Regions from separate parts of the Homo sapiens genome. Here region 2 is linked to region 1. Evidence: chromatin loops called from intact Hi-C (ENCODE). Cell type or tissue: heart left ventricle. All regions are shown on one strand. Links, peaks and the distances in the headings refer to the core of each region. The heading gives the core; the rest is flanking DNA.

The links. A loop is a pair of places that touch in the nucleus more often than their neighbours do. Peaks named below come from ENCODE experiments on the same cell type or tissue, not always from the same donor. Only the 100,000 strongest peaks of a DNase experiment are listed, where the experiment ranks them.
Region 2: a loop joins it to region 1, with 3 times the contacts of the local background. A loop is called at or near these places in 26 of 110 quality-filtered maps.

What each region holds. Positions count from the first base shown.
Region 1 is chr1:22,129,852-22,133,851 of GRCh38, reverse strand. All of the region lies in intron 1 of WNT4 (Wnt family member 4), which reads left to right. Among named protein-coding and RNA genes, the nearest start is that of WNT4, 11 kb to the left of the region's middle. RefSeq lists enhancers at 1-662, 1,002-1,760, 1,761-2,521. In heart left ventricle, for the core only: a CTCF peak has its summit at 1,783 (motif pointing left); no DNase peak of the experiment used is centred there; H3K27me3 peaks cover 1,826 bases.
Region 2 is chr1:22,628,997-22,638,183 of GRCh38, reverse strand. It overlaps C1QA (complement C1q A chain), which reads right to left and starts at 1,556. Exons shown (of 3, transcript NM_015991.4): 1 at 1,482-1,556; 2 at 405-574. The coding sequence starts at 567. MIR6127 (microRNA 6127) reads left to right here and starts at 4,818; the gene lies at 4,818-4,926. In heart left ventricle, for the core only: no CTCF peak of the experiment used is centred there; DNase peaks (open chromatin) are centred at 1,683 and 2,706; H3K4me3 peaks cover 1,526 bases; H3K27me3 peaks cover 516 bases.

The sequences.
Region 1 (4,000 bases), core at 1-4,000:
TCGCAGGCTGTAGGCACGGGCCGGGCTCGGGGAGGGCCTCCTGGGAGGAGCCTGCAGGACCTGCAGCCCCCGTTGGAGAAGATCAGGGCATGAGCTGGCTGGTAGCAGCAGCAGGGGCGGTCTGGGCTGGTGGGGTAACCTGATCAACGGCATGGCCATGGCGAGAGTCCTGGGTGGCCAGGGCAGCAGGTGGCAAATTGCTAAGCCTGTACTCCGTGGTGGCAGGAAGGAGCCTAAATTGGGGCAATGCAGCCACGACAGGAGAAGCCTCAGGGATGGCCAAGGCCCTGCACAGCCTGGCCCGGCCCACCCATCACGCCCTGGCTCTCTGTCACCCCTAGAAAGGGCTGGTGCACTCCATTTTTGAGCCTGGTCCAGCTCCAGGGTCAGCGGATGGCACACGTGTCTCTGGGGTTGAGCCACCCTAGGGCACTGGGAATCCTGAGGTGTCCAGTACTAATCAGGCCTCGCCCTGATGGGTCTCCAGGCTCTCAGCAGATCAAAAGACCACAGCAGCCCCCACATTCCTCCCTCATCCTTATCTTCCCCATCCTGAGCACTCTGCCAGGAGGGAAGCAGAGGGAACCCCGTCAGGACAGAGCCCTCCATCCTGCTGCAGGCATTTATTAAACACCTTCTATGCACTGTGCCCTGTGTGAGGCACCAAGGGCAGTGTTAGCCCCCCTCAGCAGGTAAATGGGGCATATCCACAGCCAGGTACAGAGGAAAGAGAGTTGAGAGTTAGGGCTGGGTTTGCACTGCAGCTCGCCGCTCTAGCTGTGGGACTTTAAGCAAGTTGCTTTATCTCCGTAGCCTCAGTTTGTTCATCTGTGAAATGGAGCCAAATGCTAGTTGGATACTGAAACGGGCAAGCAGAAACATTGTGGATGAGGGCCTGTAATGCCTGGGGTTCTCACTCTCTAGAGCCGGTGCCCGGTTCCATTTCCAGCCCTGGCACCCAGCCCTGCCCGGGCGAGACCCTGGGGTCTGGGGGAACAGGGGTGGGGATGGGGCTGGGCCTCGTGTGTACGGAAGGGGACAGCTGCTGTGCCAGATGAAGGCAGGGGCTGGGGGTGGGCACTGGTGCCAACGGAAGAGGTTGCTCAGCTCCTTCCTGGAAGCTGGCCCAGTGACTCACGGCCACGGCAGCCCAGCAGCTCACCCTAAGCCCCTGCGACTGTCATTCAGCCAGTCTCCCCTTGCTGAGTTCTGAGCCTGGGTGGGGGGATGCAGGTGGCTCCCCTGGTCCATCTTACTACTTATTCAATGGCAGAGACACATCTATCAGCCTGGCATGGGGCCAGCAGGCCCCTGAGGCCCGGCCACTCCCCACCCTGCCAGTAGAAGGAGGCCCACCAACTCCGACAGTGGGAAAGGCCATATGGACCCACCGGTTTACTGTACCCATAAGGAGACAGGCTCCAAGTATGGCAGGGACTTGCCCAAGGTCATGGTGGGTCAGAGGCTGCCCCCCCTGCCCAGAGAACCCCTGCCCTTGGGTGCCTCCCTTGACCAGAGCCCAGGGCCCAGCACAGCCAGATGCAGCCTTCTTGGCTGCATGCTGTGGGAGCAGAGACTGAGTTGGGGATGGGCCAGCTCTGTGCCCCCACATCATAGAGCAAACAGGGCCCCCACCCTTCTCCAAGAGGCCAAGCCTCGGTCTGAGCAGGAAAGGATCCAACGTCAGGCTCAATTCCTTGTCCCCCCACCGAGGGACACCTGTGGCCTGAACGTGGACCTGGCCCACAGCCAGTAGCCGGGCTCTTGGCGCCCCCTGCAGGCCAAGAGCAACAGGTGGGACTGGCTCCACAGGCGACCCCTTGGCTGGGCACAGGCAGGAGAGCACCCAGGCAGGGCTGAGAAGCCGGGTGGGCCCCTCCCCTTCCAAATGCAGCCTCTGCTGCTTCTCAGCCCCCTTCCTGCCCTTGTCTTCCCTCCAAGGGGCTCCGAGCTCCTGCCTGGGCCTTGTCAGGACACCACCAGTCTGTGCATCCCCTGGGAACCACCTGGTAGATAGGAAGGAGGGGCGGGGAGGCCCCTGGGAGACCAGGAATGCAGGGGGTGGGGAGGGGAGGTTGGCCTTCTTCGGCCTGAGACCGCCTACTTTGCACTTGCCCCATGCTGTACACTTGCCCCCACAATTACCTGGCACCTAGAATGTGCCCAGCTGACAGCCAGGTGCATCACACAGCAAATCACGGGCATTCCTCTTGGCAGCCCTCTGGGTGAGAACCGTTATCTCCATTTACAGATAAGGAAAGCCAGGCTCAGGCTCCACAGCCACGGGGAAAAGGAAACATCCTGGGGATCAATGCCACAGTGAGGAGGACAGTGGCATCCCTGAGTCAGAGCTCCCTATGGCTGAGAAGGAAACATTACCCATACTTATGCAGACTGTTCTCCAGGCCAGTGCCCACCTAGCCTCCCAGGTGCACCTAAGGCACATTCAATTAACCTCAGAGGCCCACCAACCCCCACTGGGACTGGGGCCCAGGCACCTCCACCTTCAACAAACCCTGCACACGTTTCGATGCACAGCCAGATTCAAGAACCGTCACTTGGTCCAACCCACATACCTGACAAATAAAATTTAGCTGCCGCCTGCAAACCTCCAGGGATGGGGAGACAGCTCCCCAGCTGCACCCTGGCTAGCATCTTTGGGTTGAACAAACCCAGCTCCCAGCAGCTTCTGGCCACAGTGTCAATTCTAGTCTTTGAGCCACACAGAGAATACTGTCTCTGCCCAAGGCTGTGAAGCCAGGCAAATGCCAGGTTCAAGTCCTGCTCAACCTCACTGGCTGTGTAGCCCTGCACATGAGGTAAATTACTTAAAATGTCTGTGCCTCAGTTTCCTCCTCTTTTAAATGGCAGCTGGTTGGCTTTCTGAGAGGATTAAACGCAATAATGTAAAGTACTTAGCCCAGTCCCAAGTTCCATAGAAGTTTGATGGAACTTCCATAAGTTTCTTCTTATCATCAGAAAGAATTCCCATAAGTAGGACTTTCTGTGTGCTTTTCTATTTGGTCACCATTCATTCATTCCCTCATTCAGCAAACAAATGGCGACTTCCTGCCTCATTGCCTCGGGCCAGTGTCAGGCCATCTCTCACACAGATCCCTCTTGCTCCAGGTAGCAGTTCCTCCACTCAGACAGAACCGGTGTTCCCTTCTCTTACTACAGATGAGGAAACTGAGGCCCAAAGAGCAGTTACCTTCCCTTTATCCTTCTTCAACAAGAAATTTGTGCAGCTTCCTTTATAAGATGCAACAGCTTCTTCACAGCCAACCCCTAGAAAATCCCCAACCCTTGGGAGACTCAGTGTGCTGGGCAAGCCCCTGGGGGAGGGAGAGCATGCTGCACTTGGCTTTTGAAGCGTCCACACAGCCCACTCTCGCCACCACCACCCATAACCTGACCATCCCTAGACCTCTAGCCCATCACTGCCCTCATTGTCCCACCTCCAAAGGGTGGCAGCAATGACACTGGTCTCCATCTGGTGGTCCTAGGATGTGGCTGGCAGTGAGGATCTTGGTCTTGTGGCCAGAAGATCAGCCAAGGATCACTGGGGTTCCTGCCTAGGACAGGGAAGAGAGACCCTGGGCAGACAGCGGCTCCAGCCTCCTAGCTAGAAGGCATCTCGGCAGGGAACAGTGGGATCCCATAGCCAGGTCTGGGGTGACGTCCTGGCACAGACAGTGGCACGGGGGCTGCCAGGGCAGGGAGGGATCCCGTAGGGGCTCGATGAGCTTCCCTCCCACTGCTGCCACCTGCTTTGCTGAACTTGAGATAGAGGCTTTTTGCAGAAGACAGCATTTCCACTCCCTTGGTGCCCCTAGAGCCGGGCAAGAGGGCCTGTAACTGGATCCAGAGAGAAGTCGGCAGCCAGGCCCAGTCACTGGGACGAGTCAGTTCCCAGAGACCCGGGCTGGAGCTCAGGCCTGGTCCGGGGCCAGGAAAGATGAGGAGGTGGGCTCTGCATCACGTGTCACCCTCTCCCCAG
Region 2 (9,187 bases), core at 1-4,000, 500 kb before region 1:
GCTCAGAGAGGGCCAATAACTTGCTTGAGGTCACACAGCAAGGCAGTGGCTCCTGAGTCTAAACTCTGAGTCCTCGTTTTTCTGGCAAGAGAAACATGAACAAGGACTCAGCATTGCTGCCAGAACTTTCACTTTCACTGGTCAAAGCAAGTCATTCTCCAGAGGGGGAAGGTGAAGCCGAAGAAAGAGGGCCCAGGCAGTACACAGGGAGTGGAGAGGCCTGAGGACATGGCCCGAGAAGGCTAGGCCTCCCTTAGCCCCTGTGGCCAAGTACAAACTGGAGAGGATTCATGGGGCACTGGGGGCAGACGGACTCCTGATTCTCAGTGCCACCCCAAGCCTTCACCCTGGAGGCCAAGTCAGGCCAAGGTCCAAGGGGCTGGGTCCCGAGGAAGGGTGCTTACCCGGCTCCCCTTGCTCCCCCTTGAGGCCTGGCCGCCCCCGTCTGCCAGGTCTTCCTGCCTCCCCTTTCTTCCCGTCTGGTGCTCGGCACAAGTCCTCGGTCACCATAGAGGCCAGCGATATGGCCAGCACACAGAGCACCAGCCATCCCCGGGGACCCTCCATGATGCCTCTGTGGAGACACGGGAGGGCCTGGGCAGGTTGGACATCACACTCACACCCAGCTCCCACCCTTGAGTCCCATGCACACAATGATATATGCACAGTCCTCCCCAAGTGCACATGCACCCTCTGGGGCTCTCAATGTCCACTCTCAATCCAGCCCCAGGACCCCACGCATATACACAGAACCACAAACTCACACACATCCACACATGCAACAGAGCACACCCACATCTTCACACACTCACACAAACACAGCTCTCATCCACGCACCTACAAAACACAGTAGGCAAACTCAGAAATCCACTATACCCCCCTAGACACACAACTGATACCCAAATAGACCCTGTCCCTCACTTGCACGGACACACACATTCATACACTCCCACAGGTAATCGATTTCATTGAACAAATATGTATTGAGCGCCTGCTCCTTATTTAATTAACACTGGCTCACCCAGATGGTGGAGCTCTGCATACACACAGGAATTCACAAACGCCCAAAGCGACACCTGCTCACTCTTCTGCATGCTCAGCGCCTTTCAGCATCCACCTGAGCATGGGTGACTGGCTGCCCCTACAGTCCCCTCTGCTGGGTCCCACTGCCAGCTCTAGCACCCCAGGCTTTTCCTGGTTTCTTATGTGTTATGGGGCCAGGACCCAGGAACCCTGGTCTTACCCTTCAGTTGTTAGGTCTAACTCATCGCCTCTCACCCTCCCCCAAGCCCTGGCTCAAGGAGTTAAGGTCCCTCCACTCACCCATTCTGGGTCCTGGATCAGTGCTGCACCCCCATCCCTGTCCTAGAATCAGGCACAGTTATTTCCCTCCCTCCCTGCCTCAGCTGCCCAGCCTCCTGGGCCAGCTCCCCTGGGTCCCAGAACTCTGCAGCCCCCTCCCTCTGGGACTCTGGCCTCACCTGCCTCCTGTTGTCAACTCCAACTGGATGCTCCTGCCCTCCGCCCAGGGACCCTGTGGGCTGCCCAGCAGGAGTGGCTCCAGGCTGTGGCCAAGTTTCACATCCCTTCCTACTTCCCCTTCTTCAGACCTGCCCCCTGAACTTCCCCAGTGGCCAGAAGCTCACCAGGGACATTTCAAGCAGACTTCAGCAAGACTGGGACATTGGGCGTCCTGCCCCAGCAACAGCTGGTGTGGGAGTGGGGGCAGTGAGGCCAGTGCCTGTGAGGATGTGGGGTGGAGGCCGTGCAGGGTGAGGTTCTGAGAACCAGCGAAGCACAGAACACCAGAGCGGAAGGAATCTTTAAAAAAATCTGTCCCTTGTAGGACTTTTCATGATTATGAAAGTGACATGCAATTCATTGCCAAAAGCTTGGAAAATACAAAGAAGAAAGAACAGTGCATTGGTGAGAAGGAAGCACAGCAATCTGTTTCTAGACTTGCTGCTTCCTAGTTGCATGTCTTTGGGAAATTACTTGACCTCCTGAGCCCTCAGTTTTATCTGTACACTGGGAACGGGGTCCTATATCATCTGATTATTATAACATTTTAATGACTTGCACATACAAAACACTTGGCACATGGTGAACACTTAGTCACTAGCTTTTGCCAACATTTAAAAAAACAGCAAGTCTAGGTGCTTTGGCTCACGCCTGTAATCCCAGCATTTTGGGAGGTCAAGGCAGGCGGATCACTTGAGGTCAGGAGTTCGAGACCAGCCTGGCCAACATGGTGAAACTCCATCTCTACTAAAAATTTAAAAAATAGCCAGGTGTGGTAGCATGCACCTGTGTAGTCCCAGCTATTTGGGAGGCTGAGCTGGGAGGATTGCTAGAGCCCAGGAGGTTGAGGCTGCAGTGAGCTTTGATCTTACCACTGCACTCCTGCCTGGGAGACAGAACAAGACCCCATCTCAAAAAAAAAAAAAAAAAAAAGAGATGGCAATGGCGGGCCGTCTGGAATGGCTGCTGTCATCACACTGGCTGCAGCAGGGAGGCACGGCCAGGGCTGCATGCTCCATGTAGCCAGTGGGAGCTGGGGACAGTGGGAACCCCGCCCTCCTGGGAACCACTGCAGCTGCCAAACCACAGCTGATCCTGCTTCATGGAGCAGGTGGGGGCCCCCGCCATCCCCCATGCAGCTGCAGCTGCCTAAACTGCAGCTGTGGACCCAGGCATCCCTGCAATCTTGGGGGCCCGGGAAGGCCCCCCGCCCCACCCTTCAGGCTCAGAAGTGTCTGCTCCCACTGCCTGGCTTCTCCCTCCTCTTGGCGCCCACTCTGATCTTAGAGCAAAGTTGGTGCTGAGCCTGGGTGCTGTCGCAGCCTGGCTGGGTGTGGGCATGCTTGGGGCAGTGCTGACACACTAGACCCCTGCTGCCTTGGCCCCCTCTGGACTTTGGGCACTGACTAGCATGGAAGGAAAGCCAAGGGGAAACTGAGGGCAGCTCGGCACTGGCCTGCAGACGCTCCTTGGCATGAACAGCCTGGGCACCATGAACAGCAGCAGGAGACAGACAGGCTCCTGGGTGGAAGGGGATGGGTCCCTGGTGAGGCCCTACCTTCAAGCCAGGGAGGGCCTCAAGGCTGGGGGCCAGGCTGCCAGTCCCACACACCAGAGTGGGAACTTATGGTGTATTTTCTGGGCTTGCCTATAGCCACCCATGGACCAATCAGTATGCACTTCCTCCTCTCTGAGGCTCATGAAAGCTTCAGGCTCAGCCAGAGCTGGGCAGACATTGGATGACCAGCTGCCGAGAGGAGCTACCCGCTCCAGGGCCTCCTCTCTGCTGAGAGCTGCAGAGATGGCAGAACAACTTGCCTGCAGAAAGGAGCTTCCCATTCCAGGGTCTTCCCTCTTCTGAGAGCTGGAAAGTCGACAGGATGACCTGCCTGCAGAGAGGAGCTTCCCATTCCAGGGTCTCCTCTCTGCTAGCAGCTGAACACTCATCAGGACACCCTGGCTGTGGAAAGGAGCTGCCCCCTGAGGGAGGCTCTGCAGGAGGCTGAGCTGTTCTATCGCTCAGTAAAGCTCCTCTTCGTCTTGCTCACTCCCCACTTGTCTGCATACCTCATTCTTCCTGGTTGCAGGATAAGAACTTGGGACCCATCAAATGGTGGGGCTGAAAGAGCTGTAACACAAACAAGGCTGAAACATGCCCCTTGCTTGCCATGATGCAGGTGAAGGGAAGGAAAGAAGAGCTGCGGCCCTCTGGGGAACCCAGACCTGGGAGCTCCCCAAGCTGGAGCTGTGACTCCCTTTTCGGGGCCCTGTGGTTCCTGGCATCTCGAAGCTTCTGGGTGCCACCGTGTTCCCCGGTGCCAGCTGTGGAAGCTGCTTGTGGTGTACTTGGTCTAGCCACAACCTCTCAGAGAGCTGGCGCCCATGCTGGCACCTGGAGCTGCTCACCCCGCTGCAGCAGCCGGCATGTCTGACTGTGTGCAGTGGCCAGACCCCATGTTCACTCACACACCCTTCACTGTTCCATGCCTGACTTGCCCTGGGCAGATGTGGAACCCAGGCTGGTAATGTGAGCTGAGTGCTGCCTGCCAGGAGGAGTGAGTGAAACAAGCCCAGTGGGCCTGAGCAAAACTTGGGCAAAGGTGCCACCAGCCACAGAGGTTTCCGGCCAGAAAATGACACCCCAAAGATCCTGTAACACCATCTCAAAAAAAAACAAAAAACAAAACCCAGCAACAAAAGCCTGTGAATTCTACCATCTAGAGACAATTGCTGCTAGTGTTTGAACAGATCATCTAGCCTTACTCACCTTAACTGATGGGATGCTCATTACCTGTCAGCACGGCACACTGCATCATTGTCAGCTTGGACCCTGAGAATGCTTTTCTTTAGATAGAGAGGCTCTGTCTCTCCCAGACTGGAGACCAATGTGTTCAGGCCTGGGCTGACCACATCTGTCTGCTTCTTCTCATGAGCATGTTTTTGTTTGTTTGTTTGTTTTCTGAAAATTTTGCCAGAGGCAGGAGGAGGAAAAGAGGAGGAGGAGGGAGGAGATAAGGGAAGGCTGTTGAAGTGGGCAGATGAAGGATGGTCTAGAGCCAGGGTTTTTGAGCTTTGGGGACTTCTTTTTCATTTGCAATCTTGTGTGGCATCTGATGTATGTCAAACAGATAAAAATGGGGATACTGGCTTGAAGGGTGGGGGCCCAGAGCTCCCCCTGACAGCCCCTCCCATGCTCCCTGGATTCAGAAAGTTCGTGGAGCTGGAATCTCATCTGCTCAGCCCATACCTAACTCACAGTGTGACCCTGGGCAAGTTATCTCATCTTTCTGAACCCCACTTTCTCCATCTACCAAGATGAGGGAGTGGGTGGGAGGTGGGAAGGCTGCCCCAAATGGCCTCTAACATCCCTTCCAGTCTCCTCCTCCTCCTCCTCCTTCTTCTTCTTTTGAGACAGAGTCTCATTTTTTTGCCCAGGTGGGAGTGTAGTGGCTGGATCTCAGCTCACTGCAACCTCTGCCTCCTGGGTTCAAGAGATTCTCCTGCCTCAGCCTTCCAAGTAGCTGGGATTACAGGCACGCATGCACCACCATGCCCAGCTAATTTTTGTATTTTTAGTAGAGACGGGGTTTTGCCATGTTGCCCAGGCTGGTCTCAAACTCCTGACCTCAGGTGATCTGTCCATCTCGGCCTCCCAAAGTGCTGGGATTACAGGCGTGAGCCACCGCGCCCAGCCCAGTATCCATCTTCTTCTTCTTCTTCTTCTTCTTTTTTTTTTTTTTTTTTTGAGACAGTCTCACTTTGTTGCCCAGGCTGGAGTGCAGTGGCTCGATCTCAGCTCACTGCAACCTCTGCCTCCTGGGTTCAAGAGATTCTCCTGCCTCAGCCTTCCAAGTAGCTGGGATTACAGGCGTGTGTGCACCACCACGCCCGGCTAATTTTTGTATTTTTAGTAGGGACGGGGTTTTGCCATGTTGCCCAGGCTGGTCTCAAACCCCTGACCTCAGGTGATCTGCCCATCTCGGCCTCCCAAAGTGCTAGGATTACAGGTGTGAGCCACCGCGCCCGGCCCAGTATCCATCTTCTTTGACTGCATTGCGTCAGCCCTGCTTGCCTGCCAGAGGAGTTAGAAACATGACATGCCCGAGGCAGAAACGCCAGCCCTGCGTGCCCTATTTTACTCTGAAGACACAAAGGACCAGAGACAAAAAAAGACTTGCCCGGGTCACACAGACAGGGGCAAGAGTTGGCAAGAGGAAAAATCAGATACTGTGAAAAGCTTCTCAAAGTCTAGTTTTCAAAATATTGAATACCCAGTTCCTATAGAAATACAGTGTGGGAATGTGTCAGTGTCCTCTTGTAGGTTGTTAATGGAGGAACCAGCTGGGTGACAAAGCTAGTTCAATGGATATGGAAAAAAATATATATGTATACCTATATATGGAGACAGAGAGAGTCAGTTAAAACAACAAGAATTCTGGAATATTCATAAAATTGCTAAATTAGATACAAAACTGGTTAGTGTTCTATAGGGCAATAAAATCATCATGTTGGGGCTATCTTCTCTATTGAAAAGAAATCATTTGCATCTCTACTAGACAAAAATAATTTGCAACTTAACAGTTTTCTACCAGTTAACAGCTATCTTTACTGAATCTGGGCTCTAATCAATAGTAAATAATAAGTCAAGCCAAGTGACATTCCCCTAGAGTGTCAGATGACCCTTAGCAGGGTTTGTTAGATACAGCTCTCATTTGACTTTGAAAGGACACCGGTTATCTATTTGCCTTATTTCCAAGTGTTGGATGATTTTACTTATCAGGCTGTTGCAAGAGTATAAACACTTCCCAAGAAATAAAAGACATCGATACTAATGCGCATATCATTAGTGTGAGAAATAAAAGGGTCAGCAATGGCCCTGTGCATGTCACAACAGGGACACCTTCAGGCGGAGAGGAAGGGCATATTCTTCCATTTCTCCAGAGCCCAGACTCCTAGACGGGAGGCAGGAGATGTGGGGAAGAGAGGAAATTCCTAGCCATGCTTGCACAGTTATGATCCATGAGGTTCAGTCTCAGAGTGGGATCAAAGGTCAAATAAATAACCAAAAAATAATTTTTAAATGACTTGAATTCTTTATGGCAGTCACATCCCATTCAAGGGTTGTGTTGCAAAATCGGCATACGAGGCAAACATTGTAAATGGTGAGTATCACCATTGTAAATGGTGGAAAAATTCTTCAAACAGCGCCACGTGAAAGACTGTATTACCGTTTCACAATAGTCTTTTGCTGTCAGTTTTGGCTCCAATAGTAGAACAGATTTCTTTTTCTTCAGTTGAGTACCAGTTGGTTAAGGTTAACCAATTCCCCCACCACTCACACACAAAGGAATTGAATCTTTGGAGACTGGAGCCACCCTTGGAGGTGAGGTGTTTAGATCATGAGGGGTTCACAGGAGCGGAGGCAGACTTGGGGACAGCAGAACTCTCCCAGCCACGGTCCCTCCAGAAATAGGCTCTTAGAAGACAGTATCCCCTGGCTGGGAGCAGTGGCTCACGCCTGTAATCCCAGCACTTTGGGAGGTCGAGGAGGGTGGATCAACTGAGGCCGGGAGTTTGAGTCCAGCCTGACAAACATGGATAAACTCTGTCTCTACTAAAAGTATAAAATTAGTTGGCCTAGTGGCACATGCCTGTAATCCCTGCTACTCGGGAGGCTGAGGCAGGAGAATTGCTTGAACCCAGGAGGTGGAGGTTGCAGTGAACCAAGATCAGGCCATTGCACTTCAGCTTGGGCGACAAGAGTGAAACTCCGTCTCAAAAAAAAAAAAAACCAATATCCCCTGCCTTACTTAAATTGTGATTCTCTCTCTGAGTCCTATTAGGCGAAGTGGAGATAGGCAAGTGTGTATATAATGCGACTCTAAGGTGCTTGTATATTTCTTTTAAAAAAAATGAGGCATAATTTGCACAGAGTAAAATGTGCACATCTCAAGCACACTGCTCAGTAGCTTACACCTGCACGCACAGGCCCTCTACCACCACTCAGATCAGAGTGCAGAGTATCCATCTCCCCAGCGAGGCGGCCGTGACCCTCCAAGTCAACAGTGCTCCCCTCCACCCGCAAAGTAACCGGTGTTCTGCTCTCCCTCACCATTGGTGCCTTCTGCCTGTTCTTGAACTTCATGTCAATGGAATCATGCGGCCTGTGCTCTTTTGTGTCTGGCTTCTTTTGAAGAGCATGCCGGTGAGATGCATCTGTGTTACGTGTGTCAGTTTGCGTGGTATTGCTGAGTGCTATTCCATCGTATGCATATGCAGTATCACACTTTGTTTGTCCCTTCTGTTGGTACAGAGTTTGGGCTATGATGAATAAAGCTGCTAAGAACATTCTGGTGCAAGTCCTCTGCCCCACCCAGCCCTGTGAACAGATACACTCAATTCTCTGCTGTACATTTGAACACCAGGAAGGAGGCATAGAGTTGACACCAGTGCTCTTTGCTCTTTTCCATCCACTCCTCCAGACCTCTGTCTTCAACTTCCTGTCTCCAGCAAAAAAAAAAATCTCCCGGCCCCTCTGCCCAGAGCCACTGTTCCTCCTTCTCCCTGACTCTCCTGCTCTCTGTTCTTTATTATGGAGATTGTCTTAGTCTCGCCTTTCTTGCAAAACCCTCCTTCTGGGCCTTTTGGGGTCTATCCTTCCATTCTTTGTCCCCACCACCCAATAAGATCAGGGTTTTGTTAGCAAGTGGTTGGGGGAGGCATTTGGAATTGGGGAGGGAGCTGTTGTGTGAGAGAACTGCCATGTGTTGTCTGTGCACACTCTTTATTCTTTACTTTTCTTGGCAGATAAAAGCACTTCTTGGGATTATTTTATGAAACGCAGAGGGGATTGTAAACAACAGATCATTTGTTGCGGAGATGGAGGCAGCATGTGTTCAAATTCAGTGTGTGTCTCTCTTTGGCTGTGTGATCTTGCACGAGTAACCTCCTGTGTCTGGGGCTCTAGCACCTCACCTATAAACTGGGAATGATGACCTCAAACTATGCCAGGCTTCCAGACAGTAGTGCGGCTGGTCTCTGGCACACAGTAGGCTCTTAGCACAATGTTTTACCTCCTCCTACTCTCACCTGGCACTCAGAGGGCCGGTGCATGAAAGAAAATTTGGAAAAAAAAAAAAAAAAAAAAAAAGAAGACAGAAAAGATTTATTGGCAGGGGAGAGTGAAGAAAAATAGGAAGAAATAAAGCCCCCCAGCTGGAAGCCAACACCCTGAATGCCTGTGAGGGAGGCAGCCCAGCCCGGAGGGGAACTGGGTGGAGCTGCTCTGGAGACATTCCCCACAGGCAAATATAGCCGGAAGCCACCAGGCAGGTAAGATGTAAAAAGATTAAGAGGACTAAGAGTTTGGAAAACAAACAGATCGGGCTGTGGGAGCCAACAAGGAGGTATTACCTCCACCTTGAGAGGGCTGGGCCTGACGTCCAGGTTGCTGGGAGATGCTAGCTTCCAAGGAGCTCACATAGGCATGAGGGTCACAAGAGAGTGGCCAGGGAGAGCCTGGAGTGCAAATGATCTCCCTCATCTGCCCATCACAGGACCTGAAATTCCTCCTGTAGTCATTCTTTCCACAGGGTAAGCCTTGTCCTCTCTGGGGTGTTTTGAGGTTGATGCTTCACCGTGGTATGTTTGCAAGATGCTAATAGGC